2 separate regions of the Homo sapiens genome follow, and region 1 is linked to region 2. A link is an interaction called in ENCODE POLR2A ChIA-PET data of the cell type or tissue named here. Cell type or tissue: HepG2. All regions are shown on one strand. Each heading gives the region's core, and the rest is flanking DNA. Links, peaks and the distances in the headings are about the cores only.

Region 1 (17,036 bases), core at 5,714-13,713, 120 kb before region 2:
AAATGATAAATATTCATAATGGAGGTAATGTTTGTATGCACATACTGTAATTTAATGAGTAAAGCAGTTTCTGCCTGGTATTTAGTTTAGATGTTCAAATCTGGGGCACTTATACTTTATTCTGCAAGCATTTTCCCTACCTGGTGATAGGTACAACACTTTCTAAGAAGAATGTTTATGGTGATTTTAAGGTATAGGTTTTATATTTTTGCAGAGATGGTCATGGATCTAAGTATGAATAACAGTTTTGATATCAGATCTAAGAGTAAAATGTAATTTATATTTGGATTTACTCCATTACATAAATCCCCTGTTCCACCCAGCCTCAATGGATACTGGCTAGTTCTCAAATAGTTTTTTTTTTTTTTTTGAGAAATGCTTGTTTAGTATAAGATTAAATAGCTTCTCTGATCATACTAGAATGGCAAATACGTATCTGTTTATTAAAACAAAACCTTTATCCACTCAGCTGTTTTCCTCTTTGCTGTTAGAAAATGCCACCTTTCTAAAAGAGATTATAAAATAGTAAAAAAGGAGTAGGGTTTCAGGGTATGGTTTGGAGGTTATCATTTTCTAGAATCCATCCAAAGTGTTTGGTTAGAAATGATTTGAACTGCTTGAGTAGTGATTTGATGGTAGGCAGTATGGCCGTATCTCCACGGTATAAGAAGACTATTCTCCAGGCTTGATCTTCATGAACTGTCTATGCTCAGAGACTCCAGACTGAAATCTGCATAGCATAGATTTCTTTATATAACAGCTCAAGAGCTTGGGCTATGGATCAGAGCATGAGTTTGCTTTCTAGCTTTTGTCTGTTTTTTCATTTGTTAATTGAGGATAGCAGCCAAGTTCATTTGGTAGGAATATTCAAGAAGGTAATGAATTTATATTATGTTTGTCAGTGCCTAGCACATTGTAGACACTCAACCAAATAATAATCATTATGAATCACATTTTTCAGTAACCTAATAATATCAGTTATTCACATCAGAAAAACTTGTGAAATACTTCATTTTACTGATTGAGAAATATTTCAGTTCCATCTGAATACATTTTGGGCTTCCATAACTAAACTGAAAAGTATATTTTATTAGAATGTTTCATAATCTCAATGAATGTCAAGTAACCTTTCAGTTTTATCATCTCAGGAAAAACAAAAGAACATAATTGAAAATTATAGCTTTAAAATGTAATTTTCCACAAAAAAAAGAGAAAAAAACACGTGTTAAAATTATAAAGACATATGTAATGCACTATATTATTCTCAGAAATTGACATTATTATATGTGTTTCTGTAATTTGAAAATATTAGAACTTAGAAAGAAAAATTTCCGATTGTTACAATGCTGTCATTTTGATAATAAAATTATGATTTTAAATACATTATTTCTCAAGTGTAATTCAATAGAGGGAGCTCCACTGCTTCCCTTTTATGAGCACTGTAGGATGCTTCCATTTATTATGATTTTCCAATGACCTCTAATTTAATAGTGAACATTATTAAAAACCTATAATTTTAATATTAAGGATATTTTGGAAAGTGAATAGTATCCTCTTTCTATTCATATAATTCAAAAAATGCTTCCACAAATAATATGTGTTTTAAAGCCCCAGTTCTTAGTTCTTTGTACCTTTTGCATAATAACTCACTAGACATGATTAAAGTAGGTATACTCTTGAGAAACATACTTTAATACACCAAGGCATCAAAAGAGAAAAAAGTTCATTTCTAGTGATAAAATAATGCATGTTTTCATATTAATTTTGTGGTAGCTATTAAGTTAAAACTGTTATATATTTGAATAGTAGACAAAATCTTTTAAAATTACTCTGCCTAGATTTTTAACCAAATGGTTACAGATTTCCACATGGAAATGGTCTTCTTCCTTTTTTATTTTCTCATATATTCCCTTGATTTAGGTAATCCCAAATTGTATTTTCAAGCTAAATTGATATTCATCATCTTATCTATTATTACTTTACCTTTTAATTTTGTTATGATGAAAGAAGTTGTTGGGTTGATTTTGTTCAAAAATTTATAATTTTGTCAAAAATCCACTAACATGGTTAAAAAATTTAAATGGTTTCAATTTTATAAGACATCTCCTAAGATGTTTCTACATAAGGGAGTTATCCACTCTGTGTGTGACCCTGACAATTCATTTACCTTTTATGAGGTTCATTTTTCTCATGGAAGTATTGTACCATGTGATTTCTTCACAGCTCAAAAATTCTAAGATTCAAAACTATATTTTGATTTAGAAGAAGAATATGCACGCGCACTTGTATGTTTGAGTCAGTGTTGAGCAATAATTTTACCTGAAGTCTAATTAAGGAAAAAAAATTCAATGATGGGCCTCATTTTTAAATTTGAAATGGAAATGATTTTATTACATTCTATAGAAAATTGTATAATATCACACATTAGACCTCCTAATTTATTACTAAAATTATATCAGTAAATGAAATCGTCCAATTCTCTGGTATATTTAAGAATTGTCAACACAGAAACAGATTTAAAAATCTCATATTGAAATTAGATTATCTGTCACGACGGCCATACTGGGAAAGGAGCTTTGTGATAAAGGCCTGTGGGTTCTTCATCACAGTTTTAACAAATCACAATTTAAAATACCTTTTAAAGTAAGTGCCCATTTTATTGTGCTTACTTTCCATTATAGATCAGAGTTTGAGAATATGGTGTCTGTAGCCAAATTGTTTAGTTTTGAAACCTGTGTCTCCTTTCTCCAGTTTCCCAGTTGGGTGGCATTGGGGAAGTTGCTTAAACCCTCTTCTGTCCTAATCTATGCAATGGGAATAATAGCACCTATCTTGTAGGATAGCTGTGAAAGTTAAATGAATTAATACACATAAAGTTCATTAAACAGTGTGGTTGTCAGTAGTAAGCTCTTAAGAGGTGTTAGTATTATTCAAGTATTTAAATAAATTAAATCTCAGTTAATCTTTCCCACTTCCCCAAAATACGATTATACACCCAACTGATTCACATAGATATTATACATAAAGAAGAGAGGCCACAGGTTCAGAATTATAAAATTGCCAGCTGTAGCTCCTCTCCACTCTACCTTTCTTTCCACTCAAAAAAGAGAATCTGAATGAGAGTGATGTCATGTTTTTATGGGGCGTAACCTTGAATCTACTCACTCTGTAAAACAAATAAACCATTCACAAACTCCAAGACTTTATCCATTAATTGTTAGTATCATATTCATTATGTCATAGTTCCCATCTGTTAATGAAACATCATTGCATTGCAATCTTGAGGTTGAAATATAAATTTAAAAGTGAATTTGAAGCTAAAAATGAGATGCTTTGCAGCCTATAGTTTACAGTGTCTAAAAGCAATTGTTTTAGGTCATTAGTGTAAGTAGGCCATAGGTAACTTAGGAGTATACAAGTGACTGTGCTCGAAAGACATTTATGTAGACTCTGTAGATTCAGAGTCTACACAATAATAAAATAGGGCCCAGTGATCATATTTTAAGAAACCAAAAGAAGTAAACATTTTCTAACATATTTCTCAAACTTTAGTCCCTTCTAATCTTTTCTCCCCTCTGCCATCAGAGTGATGTAAGATCTGAATCAACTCTTTTTTTTATTGTCATATTTTATTTTACTTTATTTTTTTATTTATTTTTTCTTTTTTATTATTATTATTATACTTTAAGTTTTAGGGTACATGTGCACAATGTGCAGGTTAGTTACATATGCATACATGTGCCATGCTGGTGTGCTGCACCCATTAACTCGTCATTTAGCATTAGGTATGTCTCCTAATGCTATCCCTCCCCCCTCCCCCAACCCCACAACAGTCCCCAGAGTGTGATCTTCCCCTTCCTGTGTCCATGTGTTCTCATTGTTCAATTCCCATCTATGAGTGAGAACATGCAGTGTTTGGTTTTTTGTCCTTGCCATAGTTTACTGAGAATGATGATTTCCAATTTCATCCATGTCCCTACAAAGGACATGAATTCATCATTTTTTATGGCTGCATAGTATTCCATGGTGTATATGTGCCACATTTTCTTAATCCAGTCTATCATTGTTGGACATTTGGGTTCTTTCCAAGTCTTTGCTCTTGTGAATAGTGCCACAATAAACATACATGTGCATGTGTCTTTATAGCAGCATGATTTATAGTCCTTTGGGTATATACCCAGTAATGGGATGGCTGGGTCAAATGGTATTTCTAGTTCTAGATACCTGAGGACTCCCCACACTGACTTCCACAATGGTTGAACTAGTTTACAGTCCCACCAACAGTGTAAAAGTGTTCCTATTTCTCCACATCCTCTCCAGCACCTGTTGTTTCCTGACTTTTTAATGATTGCCATTCTAACTGGTGTGAGATGGTATCTCATTGTGGTTTTGATTTGCATTTCTCTGATGGCCAGTGATGATGAGCATTTTTTCATGTGTCTCTTGCCTGCATAAATGTCTTCTTTTGAGAACTGTCTGTTCATATCCTTTGCCCACTTTTTGATGGGGTTGTTTGTTTTTTTCTTGTAAATTTGTTGGAATTCATTGTAGATTCTGGATATTAGCCCTTTGTCAGATGAATCAACTCTTATAACTGCTCTGCTTCAAATACTTCGGACACTTCCCAATATAGTCAGGGTAAAATAGTAACTTCTTAATATAGCATTTAAAGTTTTTCTTACATTTCTCAGAACAATTTTTCTTGGAATTCCATGTGCTAGCCATATTTCTAAATGTGCCATGCCCTTCCTGCTTCCTGAGTGGGTTGTTATTCACGTCTCTGTCTTATTCAAGAACACCCTTTGCTTCACACCCTCTCAATCACCCTTTCTTTGCCTGAATAACGTGTATCCCTATCCTTCAGAACACAGTTTATATGCCATCACCTCCAGAAATTCTTCCCTGATCTCTCTAAGGTGCCTGTCCTCTGTAGTTCCAGAGTTCATTTCATGTATTGCCTATTCATTCTTCTCTCTCTCCCTTAGTGAATTTTTATATTCCTGGAGGCAGGAGCTGTGTCTACTTAATCTTTTTTCTACCCAGCGTCTACTGATACATGGTACATTTTCGGTACACACCCATGATGATTGAATAAATGCATTAGTCAAAATTAGATTTCTTAGTCTACTGATACATAGAACTTTCTCAGTACATACATGACAATTGAATAAAGGCATTAGTCAAAATTACATTTCATAATTATCAATGAAGCCTATTTTAAACAACAACATATAATGTTGTATGAATAAGAAATATCTACATTGAGAAAATTGTTCAATTTCTTTTAAAAATTGAGGGAATGACAACTCTCCTAAAATATGGTCCTAAAAAGAATTTGCCTTATTCTACCCATGCTATGCAAATTGAGTGCTAAAACAAATGGAATAAAGTTAGATTTCTTCTGAGTGCCAATCCAAGTTAACATAAGTACTCTTCTTGAGTTTCCATATTGAACATAGTCTGTTCATTAAATGTGAGATCATCCTGAGAATTATAGAAATTTATTTAAACTAATTTATTTTAAAAACTGTAGGTTTGTGAAGATACTAAAACTACTTTTTCTCCCACAGGATAATTGTAGACATACATTCAAAATAGAAGTAAATTAATGGTAATATTAGTTCTTCTATTTTTAATTAATAGATTAAACCTTTGGATCACGGCATTTCTCATAATCTAGCAGAAATAATATAGAAAAGACTTCATAAGCAGATTGATCAGTCACGCAGGCAGTATTTAACATATTTGTACCACTGAAAATACATCTGTACTGTGGACCATGTCTTGGATGCTTTTGAGAGTAAAATATTAGAGAAAATTTGGAGAAAATCTGGTTTTATTTTTACAAAACTATTGACTATTGAAAGAGAACTTTAAAATTCAGTCACTAACTTAACAAAATTATATAAATTTGAATGATGTTTCATTTTTACTGAAAAATAAACCTTGTGCTCTTGAAACCAACATATCATTTTGAGAAATAAGTCTTTACTGATAAAAACAGTGCAGAATTGGATTTATCACAGATCTCATTATTCAATGGTACTTAATAGCTGAGAACTTAATAGTTTTAAGTCTGGTGTCACTTCTCTGGACAAAATAATCTTAAATTCTTATAATCTTTCAACTTAAGTCCTTTTTTTATAAGCTTTGTTTTATTTCCTTACTTTACTTTTGATCCTTCCCAGTCCTTCAGAATTTTAACTTCTATATCATGGTTTTACTCTGCCAATTCCCATATTACCTTCCCAATTTACCTTGTTAGTAAATTTTTACTTCTTTGGTCTCTGAGGCAAGCTGTCTTCTGAATTCTTGCCCAGAAATTCTAAGACTTTTCTAATATATTATTAAAAATACTTGTCCAGATAAACCAATATAAATACAACACATTACCACTGATAACTCTCGTTTATTAAATACCTGCTGTACTCCATGTAAAATAGTACTTTACGAAAGAATGGCTAATATATTTGTATAACCAATTTTAAGTTTAAAAACTGTGACTCTTTTTTAATTTTTTAAATTATAAATTGTAATCTCACTTTCAGCCTTTTAAATATAGGACTTTGAATGCAGTATAGTTTATGTATCAAGAAGTAGCCAGAGCAAAGACATTATCAAATAAAGCCAAGTAAACAAGACTTTCTCTTTGTTGAAATATATAAACCTAATTGGGCCATATCAGTGATCAGTTAAGATTCTGGATTAATCAAAGAGGCTACATGACAATTTTTTAAAAAATCTTTTCTATTACTTGAAAAAATGTCACCCATTTCTAAGACAAATACTGTCTAGTTCCTGGATTCTTGGCATGTAATCTAGGCTTCACGTTCTTGATGTTGTCACCCAACAAAATAATCTTTCCACAAACATATAAAAATATATGGAGTTCTCAATTTTCCATGGAAATAGAATCTAGGGTTAATGTGGTGAAATAATTTTCATTATTAACAAGCCTTATTTTAGTATATGTAAATAGGATTAGATTGAAAAGCCAAGTTTTATAGTAAAAGATGTGATTTCTGTAAAAGAGAGTATTCTGTAAAAGCTGGAGGACAAGTGAAGCTTAAAGGAGCAGCTTGTACTGATGAGAAAGGGGAGAGGAATGAGTGGACCTCTCTTCAGAGAGGAAAGAAAGATAAGATGAAAAGCCAGCATGAAAAGGAACTTGCTATTTAAAATTACAACAAACTGTTTATGTGGACCAGTAGCATCATGATGTAAAATAAATTTTCTTTACTGCTTTGCCATGACGCTTAATTGATAATACATTCTAGTAAGCCCAAATTTGAATCTCTTCTCGATAACTAACATTCAGTTAATTTCTTATTTCGAAGTGGGAAGAGCAATGGCTGGAAAGAAACTTCCTACAGAGAAATTCTGATGCAAATATGTCTTGAAATCCAGAGCATTTTGGTCCAAATTTAACAATGTGTGTCAAATTTTACAACAGCAGATGTGAATTTATGGTTCTTTATTAAGTTTTAGGAATTCTGAATTGTATTTGTCTGCTTAATTCTATAGTGAAACTAAAGCTCAGTTAAATAGTCTAAAGAATGTTACTTAATAGTAAAATTACATAAATATGCCATGCACATGTTGGCTTTCAACAGAGTGCATTTGAATATATTCAGATCTGTGGTGGGTGCTGAAGACTTGTCTATATAGGTTCAGTTCCATAACTGAACCAGTGAGAATCTAGAAAACCAGTGTTTTCAAAACTACTCCCTCATGGGTGAATGGAGCACATACTATTGAATGATCTGCTCTAAACTTAGGCATTGGTGGGCCTGAAATAAGACTTGGGCAGTGAGCATCTGCTTCTCTTCACCCAAAGAGTTGACCTTCCAAGACTATAGAGGAAGTTAAAATTAAGAAATGAGTATAAGAGAGACACAAGTAGGTGACTTCTCAAATTCTGAAAAGGGAAGTTTGGGTAAACAAATCTGAAGGAAGAAGAAATTAATATTAGAAAAGCAGAGTTAGGAAGACAGAAGTGAATCAGTAAAATGTCTTTTGTTAGAACAGGTGCTTCTACATCTGTTTTGAATCAACTGCACAATGGTTTATGCATGGGCCAACTGAATAGAAATACTCAAGGCTGGCATAAATGGATTTGGTTCCAGTTACAGATTTCTTTGTTTTGTTTTGTTTTCAAAAATAGAGCCCAATTAAATCCATCCTCATTGGTTGTAGACATTACCCTAAATGTCTAGTGTGTGCAAATGTTTCTCTATACCCTACCTTCCTATCCCTATTCCCCATGGGTCCCTAGCATTAGACCCTGCTTCCTGACAGTCTAGACTTGGGCTTGTCATTATACCACCATAAATTAGACCCTGCTTCCTGACAGTCTAGACTTGGGCTTGTCATTATACCACCATAAATATATATATATATATCTGTAATTGTTTCCTTAGTGAATTGAAGGTTTTTTCATTTAAAATTAAATTTGTGTGGAAAGTATATTCTTTCCCATCAAGTTAGGAATATTTAAAAGAAGTATACATGTTAGATGCAAAGCGCTAATTCAGGAATGACCAGATAACTAGTATCATTATATTCTTTTTCCAAGTATATTCCCCAATGTTTGGAATGCTGTTCTTTTGATCTTAACTCTTTCATCTGAAAGCACCCATCAAAGGTTACATGAGCAAATTACCCAATAAATGTTATTTTTCCAATAGTTTCAGCCTCACCCTACTTAAAATTATATTGAATGTTCGTGACAGTTCAAATTGACAAATTTTCAGTTTGCCTCTTCTTTTTACCCCACGTTATTCTCCAAATAGAAATCTTGAGATTTTTTCCACAAGATAAATCTTTAGAATAACTGAGGACTAATTATATGTTCCACAGCAGTCTGTAGTAGTCTCACAGGCTGAGCGTCCAAATGAGGTTGCTGCTATAGGGAAGGGCAGGCGGAAATAGAAATAAAATAAATAATCCTTCCCACCCTCACACACACACACACACACTCACACACACAATCAAGAAACCATCAAACAAAGCTCAGAAACATTTCAAACATAAGATCATCTTTTACTTTACTTTTTTGTTGCATGTTTACTTTGCCTTCTGGAAATATTGCACAATCTATTAGCTTTTTCTCTTTAGATGTTTGAAGGATACAGAAGGTACTACTAACTTAAAAAAAAAAACATTGATTCTCACAGCAGAACCTGTGTGTACTTGTTCACTACATACCTACATTGTTAAATATAGTTGCTTCACAAACAATACAATAAGAAAGAATTTAAGAAAACAGATTCTATGTAAATAGTCTGCGTCACTAACTCTATTATTTAGTGATTAAACGGAAAAATATTTAGTATTGAGTGTTGGTTCATCATTGTTGAATCAGTAACGGTTACCAGGATCATTGTCAAGTTAATAATTGAGACCAGGAACTTCCTTCTTGCTGAGGGCTTTTAGTAGTGATCAGTGGCAGAGGGATATGAAAGGCTGGAGAAGAAAACAGGAGACCCAGTCCTGCCTTTACCAGCAGCCCTGAGATTTTGGTTAATCACTTCATATTTCTGTTCTGCTTCTTTGCTTATACAATGACATTAGGCTACAGCTGAGTGGGCTCCCTTCCGTGTGGTTGTGAGACTTTATTCTACTGCCAAATAAAAATAATATTTGCATTATCTCTTTTTTTAATATTTGCACTTTTTTGTTCTCATCAGTATCCATAATGAAGCACTAAGCATGTAACATTTTGCAGATTGAGATTTCCCAGTCACCATGCACCATAAATAAAATAATTGAGACATAGGAATAAAAATGCATTACAGTATAAACAAGCAGTAACAGAGTGTGGAAAATAAAAAGACAAGGAAGTACAACCTCTCCTCTGTTTAACACTGAACAAAATTTTTGGGAGAGTATAATGTTATATTTATAAATAGAGCAATTAGATTTGGTTCAGAGAAAAGAAAATGATTAAACCTATAGAATACAGTTGTTGTAAAGAAGGGAAAAGACCTGGAGAAGGAAGAAGTAAAAGGTGAATTAATAGCTGTGATGAGAACACTGATCCATGATTCTTCATCTCCACAGACGACTGTCCCACAACAAAAACAAAACAGCATGCAATTGCTGAAGGAAAAAGCTAGTTCCTCAAATTTGAAATGCTACTTTTGAGGAAGACTCAGGGACTTCTACCTCTTAGAGTATTACAAAATGTTATACATATACCATACTCCAAGCAGAGATGTTCTGCTGTCTCTTTAAACTTAGTTTAGTATAAAAGGATGGTAAATTTGGTGATAAATTTAGTAATAAATGCAACATTTTTCTTATCTGTAACTTAATAGGAATAAACTAATTTAAGATTCCTTCTGTTTCAAATTCTTTATGATTTTTTATTTTGGGGATGTTGGACTTGAAGCTTCACTAAATATTCGGTTATAGAAATACTTTTCTAGGAAAACTTATTAGGGTTAAGAAACCAGATATTTTTCTTTTAAAAAATATGTAATTCATATATTTTGAACTTAATAATTAGATTCCAAATGGTCCTAATCACACCCTGTGGATCTTTAGCTCTTGAGGATTCAAAACTATGAGATTTTACAATCACGTTTTAGATAGTAAAGATTGAATGAGTATGTTAAGGCTTTCATGAAAGAAAAATGGAAGAAAGAATAATTGAAACAAGTAACTTAAGTGGTGGGCAAGTAAAATCTGTAAGCCAATTTCTTTGTCTGTAAAATGAGGAGAATAATAGTATTTATATGAATTCTTTGTTGAATGAACAAAGTGAGATAATTTTTGGAAAATGATGAGCAAAGTGAATGGCAAGTAGAACAGACTTCAGAAATGTTAGCTATTTATTATTTACACAAGAAAAGTGGAAGGTATGGTGTACTAAATATGACAAATATGACACATTCAAACAGAAAAGAGGAAAAAATTTCTGTTATGTAGAAAATTATCCCACTACAATTTTCTTTATCCTTATTTATTAAAAATACGGGATGAAAGTAAGAAAGAAAGATACGCAAAACAGTGTGTGGTATGTTTGCTTAAAACGGAATGTGTTTTGAAACACACAAAACCATATACCTACTTGTATGCTCATATATACATAGTTTTTTTTTTTTTTTTTTTTTTTTTTTCTAAAAAACACACAGGAACCTTAATAATGGGCTTCTCTGAAAGGGAGGCCTGCGAATATGAGATAGGAGGGAAGCCTTCTTATTTTTTAAGTATATGCTTTATCTGATTTGAATATTTATAATGTGTACATTATTTTAAAATAAACTACTAGTGCAAAATTAGTATTATTTTTTATTTTTTACATTTAATTTTATTTTAAGTTCCAGGATACATGTGCAGGATGTGCAGATTTGTTAAATAGGTAAATGTGTGGCATGGTGATTTGCTGCACCTATCAACACATCATCTAGGTATTAAGTCTTGCATGCATTAGCTGTTTATCCTGATTCTGTCCCTCCCCCCTACCCCCTCAACAGGTCCCATTGTGTGTTGTCCCCCTCCCTGTGTCCATGTGTTCTTATTGTTCAGCTCCCACTTTTAAGTAAGAACATGTGATGTTTGGCTTTCTGTTCCTGCATTACTTTCCTAAGGATAATGGCTTCCCACTTCATCCATGTCCCTGCAAAAGACATTATCTCATTCCTTTTTATGGCTGCATAGTATTCCATTGTATGTATGTACCACATTTTCTTTATCCAGCCTATCATTGATAGGCATTTAGGTTGATTCCATGTCTTTGCTACTGTGAATAGTGCTGCAATGATCATACCTGTGCATGTATCTTTATAAACAGAATGATGTCTATTCCCGTGGGTGTATACCCAGTAATGGGATGGCTGGGTCAAATGGTATTTATGGTTCTAGGTCTGAGAGGAATCACCACACTGTCTTCCACAATGATTGAACTAATTTACATTACCACCAACAGTGTAAAAGCATTCCTATTTCTCCATAGCCTTGCCAGCATCTGCAGCATCTGTTGTTTCTTGATTTTTTAATAATCGCCATTCTGACTGGGATGAAATGGTATCTCATTGTGGTTTTGATTTGCATTTCTCTAATGATTAGTGACTTTGAGCTTTGTTTATATATGTTTGTTGGCTGCATAAATGTCTTCTTTTGAGAACTATCTCTTCATATCCTTTGCCCACTTTTTAATGGGGTTGTTGGGTTTTTTTCTTGTAAATTTCTTTAAGTTCCTTGCAGACCCTGGATATTAGACATTTGTCAGATGGATAGATTGCAAAAATTTTCTCCCATTCTGTAGGTTGCCTGTTCACTCTGATAATAGTTTCTTTGCTGTGCAGAAGCTGTTCAGTTTACTTAGATCCCATTTGTCAATTTTTGCCTTTGTTGCCACTGCTTTTGATGTTTTGTCATGAAATCTTTGCCCATGCCTATGTCCTGAATGGTATTGCCTAGATTTTCTTCTAGGGTTTTTGTAGTTTTGTGTTTTACATTTAATGCTTTATCATCTTGAGTTAATTTTGTCTGATGTATAAGGAAGGGGTCCAGTTTTAATTTTCTGCGTATGGCTAGCCAGTTTTCCCAGCACCATTTATTAAATAAGGAATCCTTTCCTCATTGTTTGTTTTTGTCAGGTTTGTCGAAGAGCAGATGGTTGTAGATGTGTGGTGTTATTTCTGAGGCTTCTGTTCTGTTCCATTGGTCTATGTATCTATTTTGGTACCTGTACCATGCTGTTTTGCTTACTGTAGCCTTGTAGTGTAGTTTGAAGTCAAGCAGCATGATGCCTCCAGCTTTGTTCTTTTTGCTTAGGATTATCTTGGCTATATGGGCACTTTTTTGGTTCCATATGAAGTTTAAAGTAGTTTTTTTCTAATTCTGTGAAGAAAGTCAGTGGTAGCTTGATGGTAATAGCATTGAATCTACAAATTACTTTGGGCGGTATGGCCATTTTCACTATACTGATTCTTCCTATCCATGAGCATGGAATGTTTTTCCATTTGTTTGCGTCCTTTCTTATTTCCTTGAGAAGTGGTTTGTAGTTGTCCTTGAAGAGGTCCTTCACATCCCTTGTGTGTTGTATTCCTAGGTATTTTACTCTCTTTGTAGAAATTGTGAATGGGAGTTCATTCATGATTTGGTTCTCTGCTTGTCTATTGTTGGTGTATAGGAATGCTGCTTATTTTTGTACATTGATTTTGTATCCTGAGACTTTGCTGAGGTTGCTTATCAGCTTTGGGGCTAAGATGATGGAGTTTTCTAGATATAGGATCATGTCATCTGCAAAGAGAGACAGTTTTACTTCCTCTCTTCCTATTTGAATATCTTTTATTTCTTTCTCTTGCCTGATTTCCCTGGCCAGAACTTCCAGTACTATGTTGAATAGGAGTGGTGAGAGAGGGCATCCTTATATTGTGTCGGTTTTCAAGGGGAATGCTTCCAGCTTTTGCCCATTCAGTGGGATATTGGCTATGGGTTTGTGATAAATGGCTCTTATTATTTTGAAGTATGTTCCTTCAATACCTGATTTATTGAAGGGATGCTGAATTTTATCAAAGGCTTTCTCTGCATCTATTGAGATAATTATTGTGGTTTTTTTCCTTTAGTTCTGTTTATGTGATGAATTACATTGATTGTTTTATGTATGTTGAACCAGCCTTGCATCTGGGGATGAAGCCAACTTGATTGTGGTGGATAAGCTTTTTGATGTGCTGCTGGATCAGTATGCCAGTGTTTTATTGATGATTTTTACATCAGTGTTCTTCAGGGATATTGGCCTGAAGTTTTCCTCTTTTGTATTTCTGCCAGGTTTTGGTATCACGATAATGCTGGTCTCACAAAATGAGTTAGGAAGAAGTCCCTGTCTTTCAGTTTTTGGAATAGTTTCAGAAGAAATGGTATCAGCTCCTCTTTGTACCTTCAGTAGAATTCAGCTGTAAATCCTTCTGGTCCTGGTCTTTTTTTTTGTTTGGTAGGCTATTTATTGCTGCCTCAATTTCAGAACTTACTATTGGTCTATTCAGGGATTCCACTTCTTCCTGGTTTAGTCTTGGGGTGGTGTATGTATCCAAGAATTTTTCCTTTTCTTCTAGATTTTCTAGTTTATTTGCATAACGGTGTTTATTGTATTCTCTGATCGTTGTTTGTATTTCTGTGGGTTCAGTGGTGATATCTCCTTTATCATTTTTTATTATGTCTGTTTGATTGTTCTCTCTTTTTTTCTTTATTAGTCTAGCTAGCAGGCTATTTTATTATTATAATTATTATTTAAAAAAAATAGCTCGTAGATTCATTGATTTTTTTGAAGGGTTTTTTTATGCCTCTATCTCCTTTAATTCTGCTCTGATCTTGTTTATTTCTTGCCTTCTGCTAGTTTCTGGGTTTGTTTGCTTTGGGTTCTCCAATTCTTTCAGTTGTGATGTTAGGTTTATGATTTGAGATCTTTCTAACTTTTTGATTTGGGCATTTAGTGCTATAAATTTACCTCTTAACACTGCTTTAGCTGTGTCCCAGAGATTCTGGTACACTGTCTCTTTGTTCTCATTGGTTTCAAAGATCATCTTGATTTGTGCCTTAATTTCATTATTTACCCAGGAGTCATTCAGGAGCAGGTTGTTCAATTTCCATGTAGTTGTGTGATTTTGAGTGAGTTTCTTGATCTTGAGTTCTAGTTTGATTGTAGTGCAAAATTATTGTAACAACAGTATTACTACCAAAATTGTAGACAAGATACATCTTCTCACATAGTAATTTATTTATTATGAATTGAGAAATTAGGAATTTTGGTTATAGTTCCTATGAAACTTTAGGATAACAGTTGTGCTCATTTTTATGTGTTGCTTGTTTCTTTTCCCCGTTAGGCTTGCGAATTTTTTTCTTATTTGTTACAATAAACCTACAAACATATTGAAATTAAAATGATCTTTCATTTTTATTGCCATTCTTATATTAGTCTATGTTTAAGTTAAATCACATTTAAGATGAAGTTGCATAGTTTGCTTCTTGATTGATGTTTTGAAGTGATTTGCAAATGTAACAATGTAAGCCTAGAGGATATCTACTAAAAAAAAAATCACCCAAACATACAGTTAACAGAAGTGCAAATATTCTTCAGTAGAAATAAATTTATACATGTTATGGCGAGCAAGTATGAGAAGAAAACATACCATAAGAGGAATTTAAATTTTGTATCAATAATTTTTTGACACTCAAGATTGTTGAACCACACTTAATACAATGGATTATTTTAAAAGCTGTGGCATAGTATTTCTGGAGAAGTATTTCCTAAATTCTTGTGATCCAGATAATTAGACCACAACCAAATTAATTTTATAATGGCATATACTTATACTCACTCTTAGAATTCACAATAGAAATGAGCTTTGCTAACTCCTGGTATAAAGAAATTGTTTACATTGTTTAACCTTATGTCTGACTTGAGACATTTGGAAAACCAGCATTTGGAAAGCAGTGTTTTGAAGTAAAATATACTACATGAATGAAATACAGTGTCTAGATTTAGGACTATTTGATGTCTGGTACCTTCTATAACCATAATTCTTCATTATAAGTCAAAATACAACAGAAGAACAAAACAAATAAATACAAAAAGCCCTATTATTTATTTCCATGAAGATACATGTAAGTTTTCCACATGATTTGGAATTTATATTATCTAAATTTTTATTTTAAGCTCACTCAAATATAGATAATTGCAAATTTGGAAAAGCAGTCAGTAATATCAAAATACTGTTATTTTGTGCCTGTGTATTTTTACAAAATATTTCGAGTCCATTCTTTCAAGAGGTTCACATCAGTATTCAAGTACTATGGTACTTTCACTAGTAGCCAAGTACTATAGTACTTTGACTAAGTATGGTAACAGCCTGTAAGCCTCCTAAAGCTGAAAAGATTAAAATTTTATTCTTAGACAATTGAATCCACTAATACAAAATAATTTAAAGTAATCGGTTAATTTTGTTTACTTCGCATTTTACTTTGCTATGTGTTTCCCTGACATATGACTCACTACCTATGTATGTCTGTGTCTGAGAAGGACATACATAGCTACGCGGAAGGGACATGCGAGGGATGAGGGAAGCATAGGCATGTTGAGGTACTTATCTCCTGCAGAGCAAACACGTCATGATCTGGAAATGACTGCATTTCCTCCCACGTGCCTAGGCTTTTCTGAATCCCTGGTTCTCTTTTCAACAGGCCCATAGAAATGTCTCTGCTTCTTTGTTGTTATTTACATTTACCAAAACTGCAGGGATTTCCTTAGATGCCTTCCAGCTAGTCTGGCTTTATAAATCAGACCTATGTCCCAAAGGAATTTTAACAAGTTTTCACTATTTTTGGGAAAACACAGGACATGTAATATATTCCATAAACTACTCCTGAAAATATTTTTTTAATTTCAGAGTTAAATTGTGTTTAGTACTACACAACTCCAATTTTCTCCTGCAATCTATAGATTTATTGACATCTGCAAAATTGTTTAGGCAGAAAGGTGGTTTCTTTTTCCATTTTAATATTAACTGCAGCCATAAAACAAGCATGGCAAACCAATGACTATATTTTGGGAAATTTTTTAGATAATTCAGTAGCTTACACAAATTGCCTTTGTTTTTTCTGAGCCTATTATAGCAGACCTGTAAGGTTTGGTTGTATATATTCATTTTTTCTACTAATGTGGAAAGTAGTTGTAGTTTTATAATTGGTGAAATAAAATGCAAGCAAGGTAATAATGACTGTATTTCACGGAGTAATTTCTAACTTTATAACTGTAAGCACAGTAAATAAAGCATGTACCTCATGCCATAAACTTATTCTCAAAGTTTATCTTAAGTTAATCAACATGTATGATTTGACTTTTCATCAAATGACCGCCCTGCCAACTTATTAACAAAGGATTTCTGGTATTAAAATTTTTTGGCAGTTATTTTGGGCCTTTCAAGATCTTTCCATTAAAATATATATTTAGTGACCACAATGGAATATGTTTTTACTCTTCAGGTTGTACAATCTTCAATGCAACTTTTTCAGGAGGATGTTTCATACAG
Region 2 (17,036 bases), core at 3,947-11,946:
TACAAGAAGTTACAGAGAGCTTTGCTTCTTATTTTGTAGTGTGCAAAGAAAAAGAGAAAAATGGGATAAGGATGGAGGGAAAGAGGAAGGAAAGTTAATACTTTGAATGCTAACACTAAACAGGCTGTTACAAAAGCGTTCTGTCCTCCTCAGTCACTGAAGAGGAAATGCCTATTTTGTATCTCCCTCATTGTCTTCGCTTTTGCTGGACTTGTCGTACCAGTCACCCCAGAAGTCACTCAGCATGCCCCCTCTCATTCACTGGTTCTCTGCAAGGTCTTTTGACATTCTTGGTGTTAGGCACATTAACAGAACAGAGTGACTGAGGTAGATAAGATTATCTTAAAGTAAATTGTGAGGTGATTTTTTATTAATAGAAGAGTTCCATCCTGAAGAAATTACTTCTCATTCTGCTTGGTGCATTGGTGCAGTTAGATATTCTGATAGTCCAATTGAGGTGTGTGTGTGTGTGTGTGTGTGTGTGTGCATGCGTGTGTGTGTGTGTGGTGGAACGTACAGAAAAGAGACGAAAAAGAGCAATGAAGAAGTGTAATAAAATTAGTCCTCAAATATGGAAAGAATTAAATGGACGTTTCCATCTCTTCTTTCACCCTATTACCTCATTCTAACTATTCTTAGCAGGTAAAGAAAAAACGTCTTTACTCTATTTTTGAATCTAATCAATGCAGAATAGAAAGTTTATGGTACCCTTAAGGAAAAGAATTCATATAAAGTGTATTCTCACCTAAACCCCCAAAACCGTAAGAATGTTTTCTTCTTAGTTTCTTTAAAAAGCTATGAATCATTTTACTAGGAAAATAGGATTTTTAAAAGGTCACAGAATATACTGAAGACAAGAAATAATTTTTCTTTAAATACTATATAGGATGAGGAAATAGAGAAGAAAGAGAAGACTTCCCCAGCCATTTATGATGATAAGGAACTTTAAGTTCTTTTGCCTTCATATTTGTATAAATTTCCTAATTGGCCAACACTACAATTCACAATAACATGAATTATATAATGCATGTAATTTCTTCAGAGAAAATGCCTTACTGGATGTGTATTGTGCACTAGTTAGCCTTGCTTATTATTTTTTTTAAGTGAAACAGCATGGGTTGTTAGCAAATCAAATTTCTTTAAAAATAAATGAGCTTGGATAGTCTCCTGATGTCTACATTCCTCATGGCATAATAAACGCCCATCATGGTTTTGTGGTGACATTCATAGTTTCAAATATTTTGTCCTGCTGTCATGGTAAGTGCATTCATACGTGGAAGATTATATCCCAAGTTTGCATTTAGAAGATATAGTCACTGAACCCATATGTTGCCCATCAAAACTTTTTGGCTCTTACTGTTTGAAAGGGGAAATTGGGGGCCTGGGTGAGGTCGCTCACGCCTGTAATCCTAGCACTTTGGGAGGCCGAGGCGGGCGGATCACGAGGTCGGGAGATCGAGACCATCCTGGCTAACACGGTGAAACCATGTCTCTACTAAAAATACAAAAAATTAGCCGGGCGTGGTGGCAGGCACCTGTAGTCCCAGCTACTCGGGAGGCTGAGGCAGGATAATGGTGTGAACCTGGGAGGCGGAGCTTGCAGTGAGCCAAGATCACACCACTGCACTCAAGCCTGGGCGACAGAGCGAGACTCTGCCTCAAAAAAAAAAAAAAAGGGGGGAAATTGGACTATCCTTTGTGAAGCACCCACCATGTTCCAGGTTACTGATATCGTACATTCATTATCGACTTAATGCTGAAAGATAAGTGTGATTGTCCCTGCTTTACAGTTTGTGAAGTAGGGAGGTGTAGTGGTTAAATATATTCAAAGTCATATGGCTAGGAAGTCTGGTGTCAGGGTTCAAAACCAGGACGTTTGAGTTTCAAATTGCTGGGTTTTTTCCTCCACTCTTTATAGTATTCTGCTTCTGTATTCTGTAGTTTCTGGTCACACAAAACACAATGTAAAATGTCAGCATAAGTGGGAAGTTTTCTAAAAAGTAAATGTGTGAATAATGTGCTAAGAAATTCAGGACCCAGGTCTCAACACTACATAGAGAAGAATAATGACATTTGTCTTGAGTTTGGTATCCTTGACACCACCATGTTTTGTCTGTTAGCCTGCCAAATGTGTGTGTGTGTGTGTGTGTTTTAATCATCTTTCTCTTTATTAGTATAATATAATTTTACCTGCCTTGATATCATGTAGGCATAAGGTATTAGTCTTGTTCCATTTGTAAAGATTCCAGGAGTGTTCTGCTTTTTATAACACTTCAAAGTTTTGTGCTTGGAGCTCCACTATCCAAGAGAGGCAAATGGCTGTTAAGGAATCTAGTAAAACATTCCAATATAAAAACCTTCAGGGGCACATGGTGATCCATTAATAAAACAGAAATTCAAATGAAAACTTTAGTTTAACAATTAAGATGATCCTGACTCCTTGCTAAATTCCCATTGTCTTATGGGATACAAGAATGCAATATGAGATATTGTACAATGCCTTTAGTATTTTTTCTAATAGATTTAGTTCCATCACGAACTGCTAAAACAGTGTGAGAAAATTCTTGAAGAAGTTATATAAATATTAATGTATTTCAGAGTTTTGCTTATTGTATTGATATATGTTCAAAATGATGTATTTTTTCAGCAATACAAAGGATATAACTTATCTCACCTTTCTTTAGGCAAATGAATGACAACAAATTACAATAGTACAATATCACTAGATATCTTCTAAGTTCAGTGATTAAAATGTACCTACTAAAGAGAAATAATACTTTAATCACTGTAAAAACCCAAGCAAAGTAGAATTTTTCAAAGCCCTGTGGAGTGGCAACCCTATATCTTTAATATCTAAGAACTAGAAAATAATTTTAAATATACATATGTTTTATATTCCTTAAGAGCAAGTGACTTTAGGTGAGAGGAGACCAAAACTTAAGTGAATTACCATTTAAAGCAAAAGATCAAACTAGAATGTTAAATTGTAGCAAAAAAGGAAGAAATTATGTGACTCTTTCATACTATAATATTACCAGTTTGGAAAATAGGCCTAGTAATAAAGTTTGTTTTACTAATTCTTTCTAAATTCCAGGCCAAAAATATCATGTAACTTTAACATGGCTTTCATTTCCAGTCATGTACAGAAGAGTCCTTTAATCTTATCTTGCTAAAGAAAAGAAATATTTTTTGCCTTAAAACTGTATTCTATAAATCAGTTCATGTCTGTCTTTCTACATACAAATTAATTTCTGTTTGTTGATTAAAATCTGCTGGGGCGGAGAGGTAGCTGTTTGATGTAATTGGTCTATCAAGTTTAAATGCAAATGATTAAGTAGGGTAAACATTAGCAGGGATGGCAAACAGAACCAAAAGCATTTTCTCATGGTACTCTGCTGGAAAGCTGATGTGATTTCTAGACAGAACAGACAGCTTACCCAAAACTATCTAAGTACAAATATGGCTACCTCTTTCTTCTACATTCTCTCTCACCTGTTCCAATTAGCTGTAGGAATCCTCAGGGAGAACTGCATTTCACAATTAGATTTTAGAATTGCCGTACCCTTAATAAATACGGGAGCCTTTAATGTAATATCTGCTATCTTTTCTTATTTCAATTTACCTCACCTAACAACCACTTTGTTTTCAGAGCCTCTTTGTAGAAGGTCAGTGTGCAGTAGATTGGCTTTGTTCACAGACTACACAGGATCCTCACTGGAGGTTTTGTTTAGAGCTCATATCAGTTAATGTCTCCCAAATTATTTCTTAAGTGTTACACTTGATTTACCACCAGTTTCCACATTATTTCACAATACAAAAACTCACAAAAAATTACCATACTTTCTTCATATTAATACGACAAAGAATGATGAACTTTTCCTGTAAGCCTGCCTGCCTTCTTCTTCCTTCCTCTTTTCTCATCTCCTTCCTAGCTTCTTTCACTCACCATCTCTTCTTTTTTCCCTTTTCTTTCTTTTTTTCTTAGGATTCTGTATTTTTACGATGCAAGCTCTGTTTGTGGTGGGTGTTTAGATGACATTAAAAGATCTCTCTTTTAAAATATTTCCTTTCCAACTTCAGCAACTATGGAGAAAATGCTGATACAATATTTAAAATTTAATATACGAAAGTTAATTTTCTATTACATACTCCATTGCATGTTATAGTAATGCACTTGAAATATATTATCTCCATTTCATATCACCATGCCAAACTTACAAAAATTCAGTATCTTTAAAATACCAAGACTATTTAGAACAAATACATGATGTGGTGTTCATAAAAACAATATTGGATTAAGAGTCACAAGAGTCATTTCCTTAACTTGGTTCTATCTTCAACACTTTAAATTCTCTGGTCCTTAGCTTCTTTAGTTACAGGATGAGTGACTGCAATAAATTATCTCTAAGGTCACTTATCATTTCAAATGTACATCTTGGAATCACTAAACATTTCCTTATAAAAGGGCAATAACAGAAATATTTCCTACAGCTGGAGTCTTCTTATCTGCCAACCTCAACCATTCAGAGCCCAGCTCTGCAGGAAACACCCAGGTTTTGAGCAGTCAAAATAAATGCTGATGTCCATGAACCAAACTTTATTCACAAGGAAACTCCTTGGGCCCCTCTCACAGAGACTGTTTACTCTTTACATTGAATCTCTTTTAAAGTTTGATTATGTTGTTTTCAAAGGCCTGGCATGTTAGTGGCAAACTGGAAAGGGACTATGAGACAATCACAGAAGGGAGCAATAAATGGGCGAGTGCTTCGAAGGCTCTGAGGTGCTGCACAAATGCGGGCTGTTATCATTAGCGAGAGTGACTGACAACTGACAGGAATAGTGAGAGAAAAGATAAATCATTGTAAACAAAGCACAGGAATTTCAAAATACTGTTTGGGGTGGGGCTGTTTAGTATATTGGCAAGTCGGTTGAAACAGTTCAGTAATTCCTGAAAGTCTCACTGAATTATAGCATAGTATGTGCTTATAGAAATAACAGTTATCAAGGAGATGTTTATTTACATTCTGAATAATATTTGGTTTAACAGATAGTGTAACTGGAAAGTGAAATCTTAAGCACTATATAATGGTATTTTGACATGTAATTTTATTTGACATCAGAAGAGTATGCAAGATGCTCCAGATGTTCCAAATATTCTCCATCTAAAATAATTTAAAAATAAAAATCTATAAGGTATAAGAATCTAGATTTCAAATACCTAGAAAATAATATCTGAGTGATCTTGAATACATAAAATATTACTTTAATTTTGAAATGTAGTTTATTTTTCTTATCCATAATGGTAGTAATTAAGATGAATAATATTAATTCATTTTGTTCCCTATTTAAATGAAACAGTACTATGCCTGAATCAGAATTTCCTGCATGCAGCATGGCTTCTAAGCTCACAAGCTTATTATGAGAGTAGTATTGGAAAGATATAAAGCATAGTGCCTGCCAATACTTAAAACATATTACATGCTGAGGCAATGCAATAAAAATGTTTAATAATTCTTAAGTGATAGTGGCAACCAATCTAAAGCAAACTCAAGTTACAGTTGAAAACACTTATCAATTGATATAGAGTTAGAAACCAAAATCAAAGTTTGTTCAATGTCAAGTTACTAAAATATTCATTGAAAACTCCAACAGCAAATTAAATTATAAGATGAAAATAAGAAATCTGACATACTATCTTTTTGCCAGTCCAGGCATAAAAGTAATAGGGCTAGAAATTCCAACTGAAAATTAACTGTATGCTTTTTCTCATATTGGAGAATCTGAATCCTAGAATATTTAAGCCTTGTCTTATATCATATTATGCATAAATAAACTGAAGCCCAAGAAAGCAAGGTCACAATGAGGTTAAGATGAAACAAGAAACTTGTTTTCTCTAGTCTCTTTACACTAGTGTTCTTTCAAGTATGAGTTATAAAACAGATATTTTATGTAGAATTTTTTTTAAAAAATTCTTATCATCTACTACCTAACATTAGTGGCAGACAGCATTGTAAGAATGAAGACCTGGGTGGTTATCAGAGTCCATGTTCTTCAGGGCTTGAGGCCATGCTTTTGGAAATCATTTCCCAGAGCCGGGGCATTTGAGGAGAGTACAGAAAAGCAAATGAATGGTGAATAGGAGAAAGGCCATCAGCCAGGCAGCTGCAGGTTAGACGGATGGATTGACTTCCCAGCAGAGCAGGGCACAGTTTGCTCAATTACCCTTTTGTACAGCTGGGAAAGAAAGACAGGAACATCAGAGACTGCTATCTCTCAGTTACCAATAACTTTTGAAAGAGGTATTTGAAAGACATATAAATGATATTTTCCACTGCCTCCCTGTGCAGGGAAAGCATTGTATGTCAAGTCAAAACTGAAATTCACTAGTAACCAAAATTAACAGCCATAGTCTTTGGCAACTATCTTTGGTCACACTATCACCTAGAATTGGCTTTGTACTTTGTATCAGAGCTTTACATGAGGTCCTTGATCTACTCATCAGTGTTTTCAGAAAGACTTCTGGATTCCCAAATAAATTCAGAAACTTCTCTTAAAAAGAAAAATTAGTACTGATTAAAAAGCACAGTATTACAGAACTTGTTATTAACATTTTATTTTTGCATTTACTTTTTCCAATCTCAAATTGGTAAGCACAAAGCTTAAGAAAACAAACAACAGTATTTCTTTAGGAGAGTTTAAGTTCCAGCTTTGGGTTTTTCTCTTTCTGTAGTTTATAGTGTGTGGCAAAAAGGGCTCGCGTGTGTTAAAGCCAAAATGCATTTTGCATTAACAATTTGCGTTTAGAAATCCAAGCACCTAACACCACCAGAGTTAATATTTGCTTTGGACTCTTCTACTTATTTAGTCTCAAGCTTTTCCAAAGAGCTAACACAAAAAGACAGCTTTCCTATTTGCCTAGTGAGTGTGTGATTTCACACATAGTGTATGATATGCTTCTACAGAGACTTGGTATTAGCTGTTTTTCATGTGAGCTGTGTACTTAGTTATGTTGGGAAATGTGAACTTTGTAGTTGAAAAATGCAGCAAACTGACTGAGGCTCATATCGATTCTACTTTAGAAATGTCTCCTGTCTCCTTTTCACTGTGCCTCTTTTTCATTCCCACTGCCCTATTTCACTATGAGTACATAACCTAAACACTTTAACACGATTACCTTCCCCGAGTCCCTTCTCCAGCTAGTTTGCCTTCATACTGCTGCCATAATTTTCAATAGCAAAAATCTGACCACTTCACTGCCATCCTTAAAATGAACCAAAAATCCTTTTGTTGACTCCACATTCTTTACAGAATAAAGTCCAAATTGTTTAAGCTATTATTTAAGGCTTTCAAAGTATCACCCCATTGCTTCTTTCCCAGGTGCCTTTCCTTCCATCACCTCCTACAGCCCCTAAACCTCAGCCACACTGGCTGAACATGATTATACCCTTGCTCCAGCCTTTCTCTTGCAAGGAGTTTCCTTCATCCTTCTTTCCACTTGAAGAAATTCTTATCTGTGATGATTCAGTATAAATGTCCATTCCAGGCAAAGCCTTCTCCAGCCTATTCATCAATCCCTCCTCTGCTCCTGCAACATTTGGCATATAATCTCCATTATTCCAATAAATAAAAGCCAAAGAGACATAATAACTTTCAGCACTCGTTGTATGAAAAGCACTTTTTTAAAGCAACTTATACTTATTAATTTAGTATATTCATGATAACACTATGAGCATGATACTATTAAAAGGGGGAAAGTTCCCTTGTCCCCCTCACAGGGCATGCGACAGGGGTAGTGGCTCGCTTCTTCAGTGCCCCACTGCTCAAACCTCTAGGGAGCACACAGACGGGCAGGTTATGGGGCAGGTTATGGAGCTCCGACCCTATCGCAGTGTCTTGTGCTCTTTTAGTTTCGCCGTCTATAGGCGGCTTGTGTTAACCAGCTTAATTAGACCTTCTACGTTGTCACAAGGACAGAGGGCTTTCTGTATCTCGGGTTCTTGCCTTGGTGTACCGGAAGAATCAGATCACGTATGGGCTTGGAGAATGAGTGCAAGCTTTTATTTAGTGGAGGTAGCTCTCAGCAGATGGGGGAAGCCAGAAGGAGGATGAAGTGGGAAGGTTTTCTCCTGGAGTCTGGCCACTCAGCGGCCTAGCCTCTCCTTCAGCTGCCCCCGCCAACTCCGCGTCTGTTTCTGCAAGCCCACGGCCTGCCGGCCTGCTGGTGCCTGTCAATACATACCTCTTGACGTCCAGCTGCTCGTTTGTTCCCCCCACCTTCCCCCCGCCGATGTGCTGCTCCTCCAGACGACCACCTGTGTGTCTCTGCCTGCTAGGGTCTCAGGGTTTTTGTAGGCCCAGGATGGGGGCATGGCAGGCCAGGGTGGTCTTGGGAAATGCAACATTTGGGCAGGAAAACAAAAATGCCTGTCTTCACCTAGGTGTGGGGACACAGGCCTGGGGGTGGAGCCCTAGCCAGGGACCACGTCCCCCTCTACCCAGCTCTTCCCTTCCCCCTTCTGTATCATTTAAAGGGACCACGCTCTTCCCTACCCAGCACTTCCCTTCCATATCACTATCATTGTCCTCAATTTTACAGCTGGGAAACATTAGTGCATATTGGCTAAGTAACTCACTAGAAGTCACCTAGCTTATTAGTAGCAGAGCTGGATTCATCCTTACCAGGTCTGAGGCCAGAAACAATGCCTTAATTGCTACACTCTGCTGCTAATTATGTTTCATTTCTGTCTTCTAGATTTTTATCTCCTTGGAAGAGGTAGCTTATTTATATGTATATGTTGTATTAGACCGTCCTCTCATTGCTATAAAGAACTACCCGAGACTGAGTAATTTATAAAGAAAAGAGGTTTAATTGACTCAGTTCCACCAGCTGTACAGGGAACACAGCTGAGGAGGCCTCAGGAAACTTGCAATCGTGGCGGAAGGTGAAGAGGAACCAGGGACATCTTACATGGCCAGAGAAGGAGGAAGAGAGTGATGAGGAAGCTGCCACAGGCTTTTAAACCACCAGCTCTTATGAGAAGGCACTATCTTGAGAACAACAAGGGGGAAATCCACGCCCATAATCCAGTCACCTCCTACCAGGCCCCTCTTCCAGCATTGGGGATTATAATTAGACATGAGATTTGTGCAGGAACACAAATCCAAATCATATCATATGCCCAGCAGGAGTATAGTATCTGGACATTTTAGCCAATCAATAGCTTTATGTCCAATTTATCTGAATTAATACGAATCAGAGCCTTTTAGATTAAGGAAATTTTATTTTTAAAAATAAAAATATTTTCACAGAAAAACATTCTTAGAAAAAATATTGAAGACTGTTTGGCACAGATCAGTAATAAATAACTTATTAAATTCTAATCAGATGTTTAGCATATATCTTTTACAGTCTTTGGATTATATCAACAATATTAGATAAAGATATAACCTACACTATTCTTCAGATATATTTAATTTTTTTCATTTTCAAAAGATTTTATTGGCTTTCCCACAGAAATCATTATAAATATTCTCATAGCTACAAAGGCTTTAGAACAAATAGAAAATTTCCATAACTTTATCTTTCTGAAGTATAATTGTGTTGAAGTATGATCAGCGATTTTTATTGATCTTATGTGTTTACCTTGGTGACTGTTAAATAAGATTTTGTATTGGAAATTTTCTTTGTTGAACAGCTCCCTGTTTTTAAAATTAGAAACACAAATTTATGGATTTCTACATAACAAACTCTCTAAAATGATACTCTTTACCTAAGAAGTATGTAATATATGCCTGTTAATTAAACATGTACTAATAGTTATATTTGCATGTTGAGGCTTCCTGCAATTCACAAAACATAAAGAAAATGTTTTAAATTGATTCTAGGGGTGGTGTTCTTATTAGCTGTTGTAAATACACAGAGAGGTAGAATTGTAGCTGAAGAACACACACTTATAGCATATTTTTGTAGGACTCAGGTGGGAATGAACTTGAAAATTACCATTGGATTTTCAGACAGTAATACAAAGTATTTCAGTCTTTTCCATGTGGTTTGTTTGTTTGGTTTCCAATTAATTACTTCCTGGGGGAAGCATTGGGAGTTGTTTCAGTTATAGATTCATAACAAAATGAGATTCATAAACTAAATACATGATATAATCTGAAGCCCTGCTAGGACTCTTACAGCTCGTCTTTATAACCTAGTATTCCTTTAATGAGTAGGAACAGTGAACTTTTTTTTAAACCCAAATGACACTATTGTCTTTAAAAGCTGTTAAAAATAGCAGAGCCAAAGACGTAATATTATAATATTCAGTTAGGGGAATTTTGAGTGTCATTATCTCCCTAAGCAGTAACCATGAACAAATTATCAAAGCCATTGTCTCTTTTAAAATGGAAAGATGAACCAAATGTATTAGCACCTCAGTGGGATTGGGAATATGTGAAAAACATAATCATAAAACAGCAATTGCTAAGCCTCTACTCAAGACACTCTTGTTCATCAGAGGTTTTGGTGCTGTTGGAAAGTCAGCACCTGCTGAAATCTGCCTGGGGATTCAGCTGCCTAGACTGGAATCACCTCTGCTAATGGATGCCAAAGCTTTGCCCTTGAAGATGTTTGTGTCCTTCCCTCTCCCTATACCAGTGGAATTTAGATGAGACTGTCTAAATGTAGAATATATTGCATAGGCTGAAGAAATTGTGTGTATCACTTGTTTTTAATTAATAGACTATTTTTATCTGTTCTTAGTTTATGGAAAAATTTGAGTGGAAAGTAAAGAGCTCCTATATAGGCCCGCAATTCCCTGCCTCCCCACCCCCTTGCCCCTAGTTTCCCCTATTATTAACATCTTTGCATTAGTGTGGTACATTTGTTGCAATTGGTGAGCCGATGTTGATACATTATTATTGACTATAGTCCCTAGCTTACATTAGATTTTCCTGTTGTGTTGTACATTTTATGGGTTTCGACAAACACTTAATAATGTTTATTCATTATCATATCAGAATAATTTCACTGCCCTAAAAATGTCCTGTTCTCCGTCTATTCATTCTTTCCTCCCTCCCTTGAGACCCTGGCAACCACTGGTCTCTTTACTATCTCCATAGTTTTGCCTTTTCCAGAATGGCATATAGTTGGAATCATACAGTATTTAGCCTTTTCAGACTGGCTTCTTTTACTTCGCAGTATGCATTTCAGGTCCCTTCGTGTTTTTTTCATGGCTTGCTGGCTCATTTCTTTTTATTGCTAAATAATATTTCATTGTCTGGATTACCACAATTTTTTCATTCATCTGTTGAAGGACATCTTGTCCAAGTTTTAGAAGTTATAAGTAAAGCTTGTATAAACATTCTTGTTCAGGTTTTTGTGTGGACATAAACTTGCAACTCATTTGAAAAGTCGTTAATTGTGAAAAGTGTTTTTGACAGAGAGGAAAGACACAGGTCTTTAAGTTAGAAAGACTTTAATCTCAACCTTGCCATTTTAGTCATTCAGTACGTTTTTATTGGAGGTCTACTGTGCTACCCCTGCCGTTTTTGGTGTTAGAAATGCATATAGGGCTCCTCTGCCTGTAACCTGAGTGCCCCACCTACATTAAAAAGCCTCATTAGACTTCTGGTTCCTGATCTGAAAGATGCCTATCTTCTTGAATATTCATGATTTTCTATTTTATTTTGAAAATTAGAACAGCTGCCACGGACAGGACTTGTATTTCCTGGGAGCAAGTGCCAAATTGCTACATAGCATCCCATTGAGAAAGAAGTGATAAAATGTGTTAGTTCATTTTCTTTCTAGTCCTTCTAACCTATATGTTTTTTAAAATATTTGTCTAAATATGAAAAGCATTTTAATACTTTCCAAAACAATATTCTTGAATTATCCACAATATAAAATGAAATAAGGACATGGAATCATTTTTTGTATATCTAATAGTGATGAGAATTGGACTTGAGCTGAGAATTCATTTTGAGCTCTATCTCCATCACATACTGGCTTCGTGATATTGGCTTATTCTCTTGACTTTGCAGGGAGAACAGTTTCCTATTGGTAAAATGAAGGATAATAATATTTGTTCATCATACAGGTTTCTTTGCTTATCATACAGGACTTTTGTGAAGCCCAAATGCAAAAATGTACAATGTATATAAAAGAATGTTGCAAACTATAAAACACCATAAAAACATTCAGTATTATTACCAATTGCTTTAATGTATTTCTAGGTCTATTTAATCTTTTATTGTATATATTTAATCTATACAACATGAGGTTTTGATATACATATGCCTTGTGAAATGATGACTACAGTTAAGCAAATCAACATATCACTCTCCTCACATAGTTATCATTTTTTGTGTGTGATGAGAGTACCTGAAATCCACTCTCTTAGAAAATTTCTACTATACAGTACACTATTATTAACCACAGTCATCATGCTGTACTTTACATTTCTAGTTGTGTCCTATACAGTTGTAACTTTGTAGCCTTTGACCAACATCTCCCCACTTCTGACATCTTCCCACCCCTGGTAATCACCATCCACTCTCTGTTTCTGTGTATTTGCCTTTTCTAGATTCCACATATAAGTATGATTATGTAGCATTTGTCTTTCTTTGGCTTATTTCAATTAGCATAATGTTCTCCAGGTTCCTCTGTGTTGTCACAAATGGCAGGGTCTCCTTTGTTGAGGCTGAGTAATATTTTATTGTGTTTGTATCTATATAGACAATTTATTTATCCTTTCATCCATAAATAGACACTTTGGTTGTGTCCATATCTTGGCTATTGTGAATAATGCTGCAGTGAACAGGGGAGTACAGGCATCTCAGTATTGATTCCTTTCTTTTAGGCATATACCCAGAAGTGGGATTGCTGGATTATCTGGTAGTTCTATTTTAACTTTTTGAGGAACCTTCACACCGTTTTTCATAATTGCTGTACCAATTTACATTGCCACCAAGAGCGTACAAGGATTTCCTTTTCTCTACATCCTCATCAATACTTGGTATCTCTTGTTTTTTCAATAAGAACCATCTTAACAGGCATGAGATGATATGTCATTGTGATTTTGATTTAATTTCCCTAATGATGAGTGATGTTGAGTACCTTTTCATATATCTATTGGCTAATTATATGTCTTCTTTGGAAAAATGCCTATTCAGGTCATGTGCCTGTTTTTTTTATCTGCTTCTCTGTGGGTTTTGTTTTGTTTACTACTAAGTTTTATGAATTCCTTACATATTTTGGATATCAACCCTTTATCAGGTATATGGTTTGCAAATATTTTCTCCCTATTCATAGGCTGACTTTTTATTTTGCTGGTTGTTTCCTCTGCTGTGTAGAAGCTTTTTAGTTTAATATAGTCTTACCTGCGTATTTTAATTTTGTTGCCTGTGCTTTTGGTGTCTTATCCAAAAAAATTATTGCCAAGTCCAATGTCAAAGAGCTTTTCCCCTATGCATTCTTCTAAAAGCTTTAAGGTTTGTCTTACATTTAAGTCTTTAATCAATGTTAAACTCATTTTTTGTATATTTTTTATTTTTAATTTAACTAACCCCTTACTAAATTGGGGTGGGATTTTTTCATCACATCAGTACTGAAATCTTTATTTTCTGGAATTTCATAGTCTACTAATGTCAGTGGGTCAATACGGTTATGATCTGCCTAATTTCCTCCAGATGTTAGGATCCTCTGAAAAGCAGATGTCAAAATGGATTTAACATACAAAGAATGTATTAGGAAAAACACCTATGCAAGAAAAAATGAGGAAGAAGATGGGGGTGGTCGGTGTGGAGAATAAGCATACCGCAGAGTAAAGATGGTCCCAAGTGAAAGGGAGAGGATATGAAGGTTGGGTGGAAGCGTTCTAGACTGTCATGCAGTCTAAGGAAGGTTCATCAGGGAATCGGGGTATCCGTGAGCTATAATCAGCCCTCATAGGAGTCTCTTGTAACCAAGAAACTTGCCTGTCTTAGTATACTTGTTGCATTCAATTATTAGCTGGGAACAGCTGGTAAAAGTGTAACCTTAGCACAAATCTGGTAATAGACAGAATGTGGCAGTTGGGTAAGTTATGTTCCCAGCAGTTGGAGATCTATGAGGAACATTTTCATGTCCACTAGACTTCACAGAGACTTTTTTCCCTAAATAATAAACAAAAGTGATGAACCACTTATTTAATAATGTTTTACTAAGGATGTGAAGAGGAGAAGCAGAGACAAGTGAGACAGAATGCAAATATTACCAAGTGTGGGAAACCATCTGAGAGCAGGCACATTCCCAGAAGAGGGGTTCATGTCAGGGTTTAGTAACACTGTCCTCATGTTCGAGTTCCTGTGTAATCAGTCTACAGGTGCCATTGACCTGCTGTAAGAACTTGTTTTCCTTATCCAGTGTTTTTGTTTATGTTTTACCACCTTGTTTGTGATAGCTAGTCTTCCAAAAATTCTTCTGGGCGGTGCATTTAACCATTTCCTAAATTGCAGAATAAATATAAGACATTAAAAAACTACATTTGGCCTCTGGGATATAAAATGAAGTTTTCAAAGAGTTAAAATCTTTGGGAGTACTGGAAAATTTCAAAACGGGAGGCACCTTCAGATGCAGATTTCATACCCTTAGAAATGATAAAACTACCTTTCAATACAGCTTCCTATATTTCTCATCTCTACTCATTGCCTTCCTAAATTATCTTGTTCTTTTTCCCATCTTTCCTCCCACTCTTCAATTAAGAAGAATGACTGTCAGGAAAAATGGAACACATGAAAAGTTATTGTTAAAATATTAATAGATGTCAGTATGACTCTCTAAGTTCATGCATTCCAGAGTTACCCCACTGGGCTACCATTGTGGGCAAGCTACAATGAGCATGACTCTCCATTCTCACTCAGTCCTTGAGGTGACACACCATCTCTTAAGGCAGAAAGATGATTTTATCTTCAGATAGCAGATTATACTGATTTCCCAAGTGTATGTGACTATTTGTTTTATTTTTAATTTCCTCTTTCCTGTGCTTTTAGTCTCCTTCAAAAATTTATCTTGGACAAACATTCCATCTCTCCTTTCTCCTCAAAGCTAGAAAACTAGATCTTATAGTAAGCTGACTTCAGTTCTTAAAGAAAGGACAAAATGCCATAGAAAGCCGTAATATTCTTCCTATGACCTTAACTTATATTGCAACCCCTCCAGGGAGCTGTCAATTAAAAGCATGGAATTTACACAAATCTAAGTCTCGGAAATCAGCCAGCAAGCTGCACCAAATATGTGGAAAAATCTATTAAATAGCTTTTTAACCTTTACTACTTACCATGTTTGATTGTACAAATCTATATCCTCAGGAGACATAGGCAATGCTAATTGTGATTCATGTGAAGAAAAGAGCAAAAAGGTATTTCAACTGATATAAACATTTTTCAGTATGAGGTTAGATACTTAATGTGGAATATACCAGAAGCTAGCATACCGGACTAGATCACTCAACCAATTCAGAAGCAGAAATCTACTACTCTGCTCATTTAGTAGCCCTAATAATCCACTTTTTTATCCCTGGTAATTCACTACCTCAATTATAACACAGCATTTTCTAAGTCTGTAATTCTAATACTATTGAATATTACTTTAAAAGCTAAAGCAATACAGTTCATGTAAGCTATTATTAACAGATGCTTTCTGTGAAAACAATGATGATCTTATTGGCTAAAAGTCTTTGTGATATATTTTTTCTAAAGCATTTTGAGGGATATTAAAGCATTAGAAACTTTTGGTTTTGGAGTTTGGTAGTGTTATCAAAGATAGCTTTGATTTTCTCAAATCAAGAGATCTTTTTGTTGTCATGACATTAAACTATTTGCAGAAAACAAATTTAATAATGTCACAATAACTGTGAGTTCTTTCTGAAGACAGACTTCATTCTAAACTCCAAATTTTCCATTACTTCAGATGATTCAATTAAGATCCTTTGGGAAGCATTATGCCTGCCTTTCTGTTGAAATGTTTTTACGAATGCAGTACACTCTTCTTCTTGCTAAAATAGGTGAATTGTATTCATAATTTCAATACAACTTATGTGGTAAAATGCACAGGAAAGTGTAATTTTTCTCCATTTAAGTAGAACTGATACTCTGAAATAGTTAAACTTAGATTTTCATGCTCAGAAAATGTACAGAGCAATAGAATCTAAATATATTCATCTGTCCTTTGCATTACTTAGCCTGAATTAATATAACTAATATTTCAAATATAAGTTTCTACATCTCCAGTTAAGCTAGTTCCCAAATGAAGTCAACAGGATCAGAATCTAGACTAAATTGAAGAAAATTTAGTTCTTTAGCAAGAATTAAATTGAGAAAATGAATCAGGGGAGAGGGGAGCAGAAGGAAAATCATACTTTGCTAGTTATTTTTATTGTATTGACTAATTATCTGAGTGAAGGACTCTACTTATATGAGCACCTTAAGGACTCAGCCTCAAATCCTAATTAGAAGTATAATAGTAGGAAATAGTCAACTTTCGGAACTTCAGTTAACACAAATTATTAATTACATACATGTTTTTGAGCAAAATATATAGTATAAAGAAAAACATACTTAAACATTTCTCCTGTTTAGTCCTCCTTACTATGAAAATCTACTTTAAAACAAAATAGAGGCGATTGTTCTTTTTACACACAAAATCTAGATTTTTTTGGTTCATTGTATTCTTTCTGCCTATCCCCCCCAAAGCACCCCCTTCCCACGCATACAGAGCATGAAGTATTTTTAAATGTTTTTTATTTAAGTTTATCACCACTTAAGGGCCTGTGCCTTACTTAGCATGTTGGCATAGACCCCATAGCCTGGCCAAAAATACTCATCATTTAGGAATGATGACTTGGTAACACAGGGGTTTCATTGTGGACAAGTATGTGGAATCTCAGTCTCCTGCTCAGAAAAAAGAATGTGAGGATCATTGCCAAGGAAACCCTAAAGCCCAGTGCTTTTAGTGACATTTCAAATGTAAGTCTAGATCTGTGTACTTTTTTCCATCTATATTATATTCC

Evidence for each region. ChIA-PET counts read pairs that join two places held together with the same protein. Peaks named below come from ENCODE experiments on the same cell type or tissue, not always from the same donor. Only the 100,000 strongest peaks of a DNase experiment are listed, where the experiment ranks them.
Region 1: POLR2A ChIA-PET joins it to region 2 with 53 read pairs; 4 of 35 experiments call an interaction of 5 or more read pairs at or near these places.

What each region holds. Positions count from the first base shown.
Region 1 is chr3:105,378,276-105,395,311 of GRCh38, forward strand. All of the region lies in intron 1 of ALCAM (activated leukocyte cell adhesion molecule), which reads left to right. Among named protein-coding and RNA genes, the nearest start is that of ALCAM, 20 kb to the left of the region's middle. In HepG2, for the core only: no CTCF peak of the experiment used is centred there; a DNase peak (open chromatin) is centred at 9,096; H3K4me3 peaks cover 395 bases.
Region 2 is chr3:105,496,371-105,513,406 of GRCh38, forward strand. The region is part of intron 1 of ALCAM (activated leukocyte cell adhesion molecule); the gene reads left to right. Among named protein-coding and RNA genes, the nearest start is that of ALCAM, 140 kb to the left of the region's middle. RefSeq lists enhancers at 7,760-8,290, 8,291-8,821. In HepG2, for the core only: no CTCF peak of the experiment used is centred there; a DNase peak (open chromatin) is centred at 7,031; H3K4me3 peaks cover 2,583 bases.